2 separate regions of the Mus musculus genome follow, and region 1 is linked to region 2. The links are chromatin contacts, found by Hi-C or POLR2A ChIA-PET in ENCODE. All regions are on one chromosome and are shown on one strand. The core of a region is the stretch at or near the end of the contact, and the rest is flanking DNA. Distances in the headings are between cores, read along the strand shown.

What was found. Hi-C counts contacts between places; a loop is a spot of excess contacts on that map. ChIA-PET counts read pairs that join two places held with the same protein, here RNA polymerase II (POLR2A).
Region 1: a loop to region 2 is called in a map of gastrocnemius, with 4 times the contacts of the local background. The contact joins the enhancer-like site here to the promoter of Ankrd28 in region 2. A Hi-C loop is called at or near these places in 2 of 37 maps with a recorded cell type or tissue (both gastrocnemius). POLR2A ChIA-PET finds 5 or more read pairs at or near these places in 1 of 5 experiments (Patski).

Annotation. Positions count from the first base shown.
Region 1 is chr14:31,868,270-31,874,775 of GRCm38, forward strand. No RefSeq gene overlaps it. Among named protein-coding and RNA genes, the nearest start is that of Ankrd28, 41 kb to the left of the region's middle. Within about 2 kb of position 4,007, at least 1 of the 3 ENCODE cell types and tissues checked has a DNase peak (open chromatin) inside an H3K27ac peak, as active enhancers do.
Region 2 is chr14:31,827,950-31,834,068 of GRCm38, forward strand. Ankrd28 (ankyrin repeat domain 28) reads right to left here and starts at 2,466. Exons shown (of 28, transcript NM_001024604.2): 1 at 2,378-2,466. The coding sequence starts at 2,404.

The sequences.
Region 1 (6,506 bases), core at 2,757-5,256, 42 kb after region 2:
TGCCTAAAGGCCCTCGGTGGGCTGGGCCCTCTTACATCAAGGATGCTCCCGTGGTGAAGATGAAGGGATACGGTGCTAAGGGTAGCTATCTGCTATTAAGAATGCTGGAGATGCCGAGCAAACAAAACAAACCATGGAGGCAAAAGCAAATGAAGTAGGCAGACAGGTGTAGGTAGAGTCCAGGTGGCAGACTTGTGGCTCCGACTTCCTAAAGCCTGACTATACTCCTGTACCTTACACTTTTGGGTCACTCTTGTACATTTGGATAGATTTCTTATTTTCCCAAGTAGACTCAGTTTGGTCTCTGTTACTTAATATAGAAGTATGTCTAAATCATTAATAATTGCTTAGAGTTGATTAAAAAAAAACAAAACAAAACAACAACAAAACAAAACAAAAATACAAAAACCCTAAGCTCTACTCAGATTCAACAGGGGAATGCAGTGATTGATTGATGATGTCTGTCATGGGTGCAGGACTGGAAGCTGAAGCATCTGTGTTGAATATTTCCTGTTCCTGATAAGCCAGTCTCTGAAATGACCTCACTCACAAATGTCCTTTGTTTCTCCTATGAATTATTAGTTGTTTGGGTTCTTTTTTTCTTCTTCTGATAATTCTGGGTGAGTAACTTGTTATTCATTCCCTGATGTTTCCTGTTAACTGTTTCTTCTGGCAAAATAAAATATAATGACACTTGAAAACCGTAGAAAAGAGAGATAATAAATTGGAGCTTTTAAGAATCAACCTATTAAATTTCATATAAAATGTAAGCATCACATAAAATCCAAATGCTTTCAGGAAAATGTGGCTTTTAGTAATGTCAGCCAAGTTACCCAAAGATAGTATACTACATGTCTTTTAAAACTTATCACAGTGCTAAAAATAAATACATATAATGTCAAATTTATTAAAGTGGTTGGGTATAATTAATCTAAATAACTTTTATTTATTCCTTTTGTTTTGTTCTTGTTTTTTGAGACAGGATTTCTCTGTGTAGCCCTGGCTACCCTGGAACTCTATAGACCAGGTTGACCTCAGACTCAGAGATCCACCTGCCTCTGCCTCACAAGTGCTGGGATTAAAGGTGTGTGCCAACATATAGCTCAGTAGTAGAGTGCTTGCCTACCATTCACAGGGCCCTGGGGTCCATCCCATCACTCATGAAAGAAAAATGAGAGAGAGAGAGAGAGAGAGAGAGAGAGAGAGAGAGAGAGAGAGAGAGAGAAGAAATTTAATAATTTTCTTTTAAAATAAATATAATGTTCTATGTTCAGTTCAGTGAACTTTAGCATTTTCTCATATGATAGTTATGACTAATTATAGAAAAATTGAGGCCAGGACATTAATTTCATAACAGTCATGAGTGTGGGCCCAGAGCAACATCTATAAACATGCTGAGAGGTAAGATAACCAGGGAGAGGCACAATAGAACCAGGGGTCAGGTGAAGATATGTTGTCAAAATGCATACAGACAGGACCGGTCAAAAAACAAAGGCAGCCCAAGGAGCTGAAGGAGTCTGCAACCCTATAGGAGGAACAATAATATGAACTAACCAGTACCCCCAGAGCTCGTGTCTCTAGCTGCATATGTAGAAGAAGATGGCCTTGTCAGCCATCATTGGGAAGAGAGGCCCCTTGGTCTTGCAAACTTTACATGCCCTAGTACAGGGGAACGCCAGGGCCAAGAAGTGGGAGTGGGTGGGTAGGGGAGCCGGGGGGGGGGGAGGGGGCGGAGGTGGGGGGGGGCAGCGCATAGGTCACTTTCGGGATAGCATTTGAAATGTAAAGGAAGAAAATATCTAATGAAAAATTGAAAAGAAAAAACAAACAAAAAACAAAGGCAGCTGATTAGAGCCAGCATAGGGCTGGGCAGGAGGATTGTCATGAGTTTGAATCTAGCCTGAGCTATCTACTGAGTTCTAGGCCAGCCTAGGCTACAACACCCACTTCAACCAGGATAGACATAAGAAAGAACTTTGCTATTTAAGACCAGCTTGCTGGAAAATGATAGACCCTGGCAAACATGAAGGGCTGAGTCTGGGCTTCTGAGATGAGAAACGCATTGTTATAATTATCTCAGTGATCAGTAGCTTGTTACAGCACAACAGAAAGCGTCTATGCTCATGTGTATGATAGCCTATCAAAATAGTCACGAGTCTTCCTGTAGCCATGGAAAACTGTATCTCAGCAAAGGCACGTTATATCTATATATCTATATACCCAATATATTAAACAAATAAAACCAGCATTTCTCTGCTTACAACTGAGTAAAGGGAGTGGATTCCCGATCAGCTGATTTTCTAGTGGCTCAATCAAGAGCTCTTAAAGCCGTTAGATAAACTGAACAAAGGTCATAGGTACGCTGACCCGCATGCACCCTGGAGGCTGCAGGACAAACACAGGAGTGTGCTCCCATTGGCAGAGTATTGAGGACACTGGGGACATATTGCCCATCACTGTTTTTGGTGGTTCTCTCCTTGGGGCTCCTAGAACTGCCCTACCTGCTTTGAAAGGTTAAAAGTGTCTAGGATTTTATGTCTCTTGCTAAGGCCTCCAGTCAAGGGATGGGGTCCTTTACATCTTTGACAGGAGAAAGAAAGAAAAAAAGAATGATAAGTGAGACAGTTAATTACTGGCTATCTGAAATCCTCTCTAGGATACACAACTTTTGTGAGTCCAAAGAAATGTGGAAATAGCGACTCACTCAAGGTTGTTTGCAGGAGCTGAGTACTGTCAGGGTAAGAACACAGTGTAAGAGGTCTCAGCCTTGTTCTTGCAGTAAAAGCAAATAGAATTAGTTAAAGACACAGAATTAGTATCAACTCCTGTCTGACTATAACTGACTGCTTTATATGCCATCTTAATTATAGACTTTCTAGTGCTGTGATGAAATACTATCACCAAAAAGCAAGTTGTGGAGGAAAGGTTTTATTTAGCTTACATTTTCATATCACTGTTCATCATCGAAGGGAGTCAGGACAGGAACTCAAACAATGCCGGAACCTGGAGGCAGGAGCTGCTGCAGAGGCCATGGAGGGGGGCTGCTTACTTGCTTGTTCAGCCTGCTTTCTCATAGAACCCAGGACCACCACCCTAGGGATGGCCACACACACAGTGGACTGGGCCCTCCCCCATCAGTCACTCATTTAAGAAAATGCCTTACAGCTGGATCTTATGGGGGCATTTCCTAAATAACTTGAGGGAATGGATTTGAACCTCAATCTGAGGTTCCCTTCTTTCTGATAATTCTAGTTTGTGTCAAGTTGACATAAGACTAGCCAGCACACATTGCTGATGTAAATTCAAGAGTTTGAACTACTAAGAACACTACTCTTTAAGCAGTTGGTAAAAATGTGTTGTCAAAATGTACAAAGATATGACAGATCAAAAAAAACCAAGGTGATTGATCAAAACCAGGATACAGCTGGGCAGGAGGCTTGGCATGAGCTTGAGTCCATGCTGGGCTACATTGCACTTGGAGCAGCTAGGAGAGGGTGTACTTTCTAGTGAAGTGATTTGGGCAGAACATCAATAGCCTGTACAAACTTACATACAGAGGGACATACAGAAACATTTTAGCATTTATGGACCTCAGACCGCAAAGTGGACTCAGCAGACAGGGCCAGGACCCTGAGGGATTTCAAGGACTCCCTTACACGGAAGCTTAAGGCCTCGATCCTAAACAAGGCAGGTATTTCTCTTTGTAGGTGGAGATGTAGGTTAGACCTACCTAGGACAGAGTATGGTTCCTATGCCAGTCTTTGGGTACAGCCAAGAAAATGCTAGTCTAAGAAAAAGCAGAGAGAAATCTCCAGCGGGAGCCACCTATGCCAAGGCAGAGGCCCAGCTCCTTGTTCCTCGTTCTTTCTCCTAAGGGATATTTAGTTGAGTGCCTGCGCTGGGCTAGCTACCTTCTTAGGCTGGGAGGGCAAGTTCCAAGGTCATTTTGTGCAGAGGCAGCATGACTAAAATAAGCGATACTGTTGGCTCTTCTTAAGTGTCCCCAGCAAGGGGCAGGCCAAGAGAGGTGGAGTTTGGGAAGGGTGAGAAAGAGCGAGCAAGAGGCCACAGCCAGCTTGTCAGGGAGAAATCTGAGGTCAGCACTCCAAGCTCTCCTGGCCAAGAGGCAGAGTTTAGTAAAGCAAGTTAAGGTCACTACTGAGGAGCCCAGGGCAGAGACGTGAGCACTGCCAGGTTCTGGGGAAGAAGGCAGACAGCACACTCAGTACCCAGTTTGCCAGGCTGTTGAATACGTTAACCCTTACAGCAGCCTTGCAAGATGGTCCAGAAAGATGAAGCTCAGGCTTTCTGAAGTGTACACATCTCCAGGATTTATAATCCGATCCAAGTTCTAATGCAACAAGTCTGCGGGTACATCCAAGACGGTGCAGTTCTAAAATTCTTTAGGTGATAATGCTGATTACTGCTGACCCACAGACCATGGTGGGAACAACAGGAGGTTAAAATCCTGAGAGTGGGTGGAGGTGGCACACACCTTTTATCCAGCACTCAGGAGACAGAGGTAAGCAGACTGATGTGAGTTCTAGGCCAGCCTGGTCTACAAAGAATTTCAGGAGAGCCAGGGCTACACAGAGAAACCGTCTCGAAAACCGAACAAACAAACCCTAGCCATGGGACTGGGGAGATGACTCAGTGGTTAAAGCACTTGCTAACCAGGCCTGAACAACAGAGACTGGATCCCCAGAACACACTGATTGGTGAGTGGGTGTATGTTGTGTGTGTAATTGCAGCTTTGCAAGATGAAGATATGGGATCCCTAGTAAGATGGTTAGCAAGAATTAGCTGGGGGAGGGGGGTGTCTAGGTTTGATTGAGAGACTCAATGTCAACGAATAAGGTTGGAGAGTGATAGAGAATGATTCTCTAAGGTCAACATCTGGCCTCCTTGTATACGTGTGTACATACATGTACTCACACACTTACTATACACACACACGCACTAAATAAAAGCAGAGATGAGGAATACAGGGGAAACCTGACCTCAAAGTCAATAATTTTATAAGAAGTAAAAGGGAGGAAGGGGGGGGACAGGGAGAGGACAGGGTGCTGTTCTGAGGATGGTGTGACCCCTCTGGATGCCAGACAGGTATAGTCACACCAGGAACCTCTCTTCGTTTACTTACTATGTTAATGCTTTTGTTGTGATAAAACACTCTAGTAGCACAACCTAGAGGGCAAAAGATTTCTCTGTGGTAAGGAGTAACATTACCACACAGAGGGCATAGCAGAGCACAGCTGCATCCCACACAACAGCCAGGGAGTGACAAGAGAGGAAGAGACTAAGGACAAGGCCATTGACGGGTACATCTATTGGTAGAGACTTGATCATTTCCCAGAAGTCCTGCCTCTGGGAAACCCTGGATTGGCAGCCATGCCTACATCACATTGGCCTTTTGGAGTGAAACTTCATAGCCAAACAACATTAAGTGGGCTCTGGGAATTTTCTTGGGGGTGTCTACATTCAGTGAAGTGCATCTGGACTAGTGTATTTTAAGTTGCTGTTTATTGTTTAAAATTCAATTAATTTGGGTAGTGTATGTTGTGATAAAATTTACTTTATAGCAGTTAGTTTTAATGAAGCCAAATCTATTTCTTAGTAGACCTGTTAGCCTCCCCCTTCTCCTCCATTTTCCTCTTAAATGGTCTGTTCTTTAAGAACATCTCATGGCCTTTTTTATTAAATTTCTTCCTCTATGTCACTATGGGTTTAAAGACCATGCATTCATAAGATGTTTTAGTTCTTAGAATGCTTTTGTTGGCATTCCCTTCATTTTTGCTTCCATATAATCCCATCAATTTAAGTTGGTGTCATCAGTTCATTTAATAGAGGAGGAATCAGAGACACAAGTTGAGTAAGTTGCTCAAGACTATGTGGCTTCATATGTGGCAGAGGTAACCTGTCACATGCTATTCTGAGCTTTTTATGTAACTCCCCATCCCAACTCTATTATTATTCCATTCCACAGATGAAAAGACAGAGGCCTAAAGGAGTTACTTACTTACTCGAAGCCACTGTGTCAGTATAGAGGTAAAGGCATGGTCCTGCAGAGGCAGCCTGCTTCTGCCACTGTAGCAGCATATGCATAGTGCAGCATACGCTGCAGTGTTTAGAGTCACAGCAAAAATTGTTGGTGAGGATTTGCCAGCTTGTCCTGGAGCAGTGGTATCCTTGCCAGCCACAGAAGGACCTTAAGAAACTTGGGACAATCATTCTCACGGAGGAGGAGGCTACCAACATTGGCAGATGACAAATCCAGCAGTTTAAAATCGTCTCTTGGGCTCAGGGGGCACCACAGCTGCAGAGCATGTGACACATTTGGAGGCCAGGGCTCAAACAACCCCACCCCATTCTGTACCAAGCTAGGTGTTGACTCTGACCTCCCCATGCTCACATGTTCCGACTTGGCACCCGAATCACTGTCCCATCATGAAGTTTTCATCTCGGTGATACCTGCTGAAGACAACCGTACTTGCCCGGAAGGGATT
Region 2 (6,119 bases), core at 1,216-3,715:
GTGTGTTCCTGTGGTTGCATATGTGTATGTGGAGGCCGGAAGTCAATGTCCAGTGTTATTCCTCAGGAGTAAAGCAGGCTAGGCTGGCAAGTTAGGAAGCCCCAGGGATTCTCCTGCCTCTGCCTCCCCGTGCAGAGATCCCAAGCATGTGCCATTGTGCCCCAGGTTTTTACTGAGTTTCAGGAATCAAACTCAGATCCTCATGCTGACAGTAAGCTCTTTACTGATTATGTCATTTCCTCATCTCTGACTTTATATCTTTACCATGTAGAACCATTCTCATACTTAAATGTTGAAGAAAATCCTTACTCATGTCTAGCTTCCTTCTATTCTTTGCAAGGTTAAAAAAATTATACTACTTCCTAACTGGAATGTATATAAAGCTGTTGCGTTAAAAGCGGTATCAACTACCTTCCAGATTTAAAATCCTGTGTACATATACAGGTCTTCTCACCTTTCCTCCAAAAACTACTTTGTCTAGCTAATATGCTTTCCCTAGAAATGGAAAACACTAAACTATTGAATCCCACTTCGTTTCTATCATCACTTCTAATGTCTTGAAACATATCAATAAACTGATTTCTAAAAACAAGTGCAATTCCCTTTAAATTAAGAAAAACTCAGTTGTCTTTCAAAAGAACTAGATGAGCCAATTATTTTGTAATACAGTAAGTCTTCCCCAGCAATGCCATCTCATTAACTTACTCATCACGGATTCTCAAGTTTACAGGTAACATTTTAAAAATCAATATCACCACTGAGTGTTAAAGAATATTACACAAAACTGAATCAGTGTTACGACTGCTTCAAAACTGTAGTTACTAAACACTCAAATGCACAGATGCCAATAGATTTTTATTATTTATTCATTTTTTTTTATAAAGTAAGATCTTCTAACAGTCTACCAAATCCCTAACACACACAATGACCAAATCACAAAATACATTTCCAAAAGTGAAGGATTACAACCAAATATTCAGGTACAAAGAGTTACTAGAGTAATAAAGATTAGCTGAAAATCTAGATCTTGAGTTTCATGGTATTAACTACATATGAATTAGATGATCTGGGCTTGAACTCTGCTTGTTATTAACAGATTTTTTTGTTTTTTCCTGACAACTTTGTGCAATGAAAGGTTTTGCTACCTGTGGCTGGTGAGCACTTTTGAAAAGTGTGCTTTTGACTAGCACAACTGAGAAACTGTGCTTTCTTAATTTTAATCAACTCAAAGATTCTATGTGTAGCTAATGGAACATGTTGAACAGTAAAGTTATTCACAGATTTTGAAATACAAACTTATCAACCAGAGTTTTTCAAAGTATCATGCCCTATTGTTAATATCAGCTAAAATTCTGCTGATACCAAATGATACTAAAAGTCAGCATTCAGCCTAAGTAGAATATTCACTTTTTAAGTGAGAATTGACATTAGCTAGACTCAGAACTTAAGTTTTAATTGGTAGAAAATGACATAAAACATTAAGTTTTTCCCTATCGTTTTTGTTAAGCTTGTGCCCACTTTCTGATTGGTTTCCCTTCAAATCTGTTCAGTATCTCCTATTCAGAAAAACAATGGCAAAAGGGGTACTCAAGCATTAATAGGTTCCCGCGACTCCGTAAAATCCACTCGTTACTTTCCCTTTTCTTTAAAAGAGACAAACACTGGGGAGCGTCTGGTAATTCACCTTCTCGCCTTTTTAAAAGGGTAACAAGCGTTCATTCAGACATAGTTGCGATTTCATTGGTAGATACAGAGTTATTTTTCCCAGCCCACAGTGTACTGCAGTCTTCTGAGCACTTCAGGTGTTCTTTGACAAGCTCTTCCTAAGTCAGGAAAACTAAACCAAGATGGTGCAGAATATGCCAAGAGAAAACCAGCCTGGGAATATGCACCGTAACAACCAGTCCCCAGCAGAATCCATCGGCACCGGTGGGTTTGCTTTCGACCGCCACTACCTCTCCGCAGAGACGGTGCGGTGGACCGTGAACCGCCCCGCGAAGCGAACCCGAGGGCAAGGTCGTGACCCCAGGTCACGGCCGCCGCCTGCCCCGCTCCGACTCCGCACCGCAAAGCCACCTGTTAGGCCCGAGCCTCACCTGGCAGGAAAGAGGAGGCGCCTACCCGGCAGCGCGCCGGACGCGAGGGCGGCGAGCGCAGAACCCGCCCCTGTGGCGGCGGCCGCGATCCCCCGGCGGCACGTGGGTTTCTCGGAGCTGGGGCTGCACTGACAGGCGGACGGCCCGCACGGCTGCCGACCCGGGACACCCTCTTCCCTCGCTGCCACCGCGCCGACAGGGCGCCCGGGCGGCCCACGCCGCTGGTCCACCCTCCTCCGACTCCTCGGTGGCGCGATCCCGCCCCGCCGCCCCTCACCTACCTGGTCGCGGAGTTTGAGGAACGCCATGGCGGTCGCCGCTGTTCGGCCACTACCCGCGCCCGGCGGGTAGGTGGCCGGCTACGTTGAAGAGAGCGCGGGCAGGGGGCGGCGCCGCCTCCCCGGCCGCCCGCCGCCGCCGCCGCCGCGAAGAGCCCCGCCGGTCCCGCCTCCTCCAAGGACTCCCGCCCTCTTTCTTCCGTCCTTTCTCTCGCTCTCTCCCTCTAGCTCTCAGCCACCTCCCACACGCAGCCGCCGCCTTCGCCGCCGCCTCACACCCCCTTCCCGAAATACCCCAGCAGCCCCCGCCGCCGCGCCGCTCCAGCCCGCGGCCGCGGCGGCATCCAAACTCCACTCCACAATATTACCACCACCGCCCGCCGCGATTGGCGGCCGCGCGGGGGAGAGGCCAGAGTAAGCCGAGCGCCCATTGGCCACGCCACCGCGCTCGCTCGCTCCCGGGCTCCGCCTCTCCGCGGAGGGAGGGGCGGGGCACAGGAAGCGGCGGCGCGCGGAGCGGGCGGGCCAGGTGGCGGGGCGTCTGGGCGCGCGCCCCGGGCGCGGTGGGCGGAGCCCGGACTGGAGGTGGGGAGGGACGGAAACTGGGTACCGGGTAACGGCCCGGGATGGCACGTGGAGGTGGCGTGCACAAGCTCAGCTCAGTCAGGTGCGGAGAAGGCAGCCGGAGCCGGTGCGAGCCAGGGAGACCTCCGGGCCGATGCTGCTTTCAACAGAGTAGCGAGGGCAGCGGGGAACCGGACTCGCACGTGGAGCGAGAGTGAGAATGTCTCCGCGGGCTTTGGGGGAGACGTGGTCACCGGGGGACTGCTGGCACGCGAGACTGAAGGGTGTGGTCTTCATAGCCTGAACAGGTTGTGACCGCGGAACATTTCTCTCCAAAGCGCCCCTTTCAATCTTGCATGTGTTTTTTTTCCCCCTTTCTTCTTTATCATCAAAAGGGTTTTTGCCTCCCACTTGAAAGAAATCAATTTTTTCAAAAAGATGTGCAGGATTTTCAATAAATAGCATCCTTGGATGGAGAAGAGGAATGACTCCCTCGCCCTGGCACACACACCCACGCCAACCCACAGCTCAGAAAAGGCTTTTCTTTCTTAGGCAGCCGCACACTGTTACCATTCCAGGCTTGTGTGGGAGAAGATTGTTGTTCTCCTGTGTCTGTCAGCCTGGGCGGCTCCAGCCCCTGATTAATAAAAGGTACAGATGGTTAGAACACAAACGTGAGATATCGGGTTGGTTTAAAAAACAAAACCAAACCTCATCTTTTCCCTGCATTGGTGTGTCTCTTGGGACAGACTTTATTTAGAGAATCGATTTGAGCCTAATGGCAGTCTAGAAAAATGGGGATCAGTGCCAGGACTGTCAGTTTATTATAATGCTATTATTAAAAACAACTCTTTAGCCCCATAAGAACAGAAAATATCAAAGTGCAAGATCAAATGCACTAAGAGCCTTCTGATATCTCTTAACATAACTATGCCATAATTCTGCTGAAACAATTGCTTTTCTAAAATTACATTTTTACCATGGTTGGTATTTGCTACTTTAAAATGGAGGAATTCTCATAACTGATGGAAGAGGCTTAGCCAGAAAAAAAAAAATGATTCTTGCTTTGCATTTTCTTCAGTGCCTAATTTCTTTCTGCATCAACTCTGGCCGATGAAATGAGAATTCTGTCACCCCATGTCTCTTTATCAGTGCACTGAAGGTGAATGAATTAGCAGTATGAAAGACTTTGACTTCTCCAAAACAAAGGTGTTATGACAACATTACTAAAATATTTTGTGATTATAATTGTCCATGTGCTACAGCCAATCGAGTTTTGCCTTCCTCGAGGATGAAAGATTTACTCTCTTCTACATGTATGCCTGTTTAACACTGGATGTTGACTCAGCAATTAATACGACTGAACAAACACACAGCCTCAGCATGCTCTCCTCTGGGTTAAAGTTCTAGGATTTAAAAGCACAACAGGTACTTGATTTGGAACACAGAACAAACTGATTTTGGGTAGCAAGCAAGCGGTTTAGAGGGTATGGGTTGAGATAGTGGACCAAATGTGTATTTCAGTGTATTAGGATTGAGGTGATAAAATTTCCTAATGAAGAGTAATTGATTAAAGTATCTTACAGCATTCCATCTCTGCATTAGAGAGGGTGTGATCTTGCTGCAAAGGTTGTTTCAGTACTAGGTGGGCTCACCTTTCTCCATCTTGAACACTTTAACATCTTGTGTGTCTTACTGTTTATTAAGAAGAAAGGTTAGGCATATTACACAGCCTACTCATATCACACAGTCAATCAAGGTAGTAATATTAAAAACTGGGAGTTCTTTAGGACCACTCAGATTCAAAATTAGTATTTTAACAACTATATTTTCATAGCTGTTGAGATAGTAACAACTATTGATTCTGGAAAAAATAGAAAAAATTAAAAATATTTGTGTTCAAGTTTTATTAACATCAAAATATATTATTATTCCTGCATCTGTTAAAATGTAAAAGAGCTTGGCCAGGTATGGCAGTATATGCCTTTTGTCCTAGCACTTGGGAGTAATAGGCAGGTGGATCTCTGTGAGATTGAGGCCATCCTGATCAACAGCAAGTTCCAGGCTGGCCAGGAGGCTATATAGTGATACCCTCTCATAGATAGATAGATAGATAGATAGATAGATAGATAGATAGATAGATAGATAGATAGATAGAGTAAATCTATATTCCTGAAAAGTACTACCTACTACCCCAACGGGACCAGACTGGCCAGGAAGCTACATAGGGAGACCCTGTTATAAATTAGTAAATAAGATAAATCTATATTCCTGAAAAGTATTACCTACATCATACACATAACCAGTGGGACCAAAAATTAAAATGGTGTCAATAAAGTCTCTTTCTTCTTCCTCTTCCTCCTCTGTGTTTGTTTTTATGAATGTGTGCTGTGTGCAACCTTATAGAGGCCCGACAGGATGTCTTCCTCAATCGCTTTCCATCTTTTTTTTTTTTTCAAACAATGTCTCTCACTGAACATGGAACTCCCTGTTGTGGCTAAACTGTCTGGCCAGCAAGATCTGGAATCCAAACTTGGGTCCTCATGCGGAATCATCTCCCAAGTCTTGCGTGTGTCTCTTTGTCTGTATACCACTGATACTCCCTGGCAGCCCTCTTCACTCATTAAGTACTTCTCCGTCATAGAGTCAGGAGTCCTAAGAAGACTCAAATAAAGACTAACTATGTGGTTAAACCCATGAGCCCATGCCTCAGCCATTCACTACTGCCAAGTCTGAGAATGGGTGACAGTCTCCATCAGAACTTCTGTCCAATATAAATAGCACAGATACCATCACCAGGGAAGTTGCTGTAAGCTAATCACCACACAAGATTTTATTTCCTAATCTACTACATGGTAGACACTAAGTACCTTCTTAGATTCCTTACCTAGTGTAATTTTCATTAACCCTTTCATATTGCTGCCTAAAGGAGCTAGCTGTGCTCAGAGTTACCCACCTAACCATTGGCAAGACCTGATGCATAATGCCCTTAAAAACCAGAAAAGCAACTTTTATGATAGGAAATAGACAACTATGAGGGGTTCTTTTGAGCCAGATAATCCCTACTGCACAAAAATGATTTTTCTGAAGAATCAGAACTACCAATAAGATGCAAATGATGGACTGTCAAAGCAGCAAAGTAAGTTCGGAGCCGCAGGAGACACGACAAGAGCCAAGTATT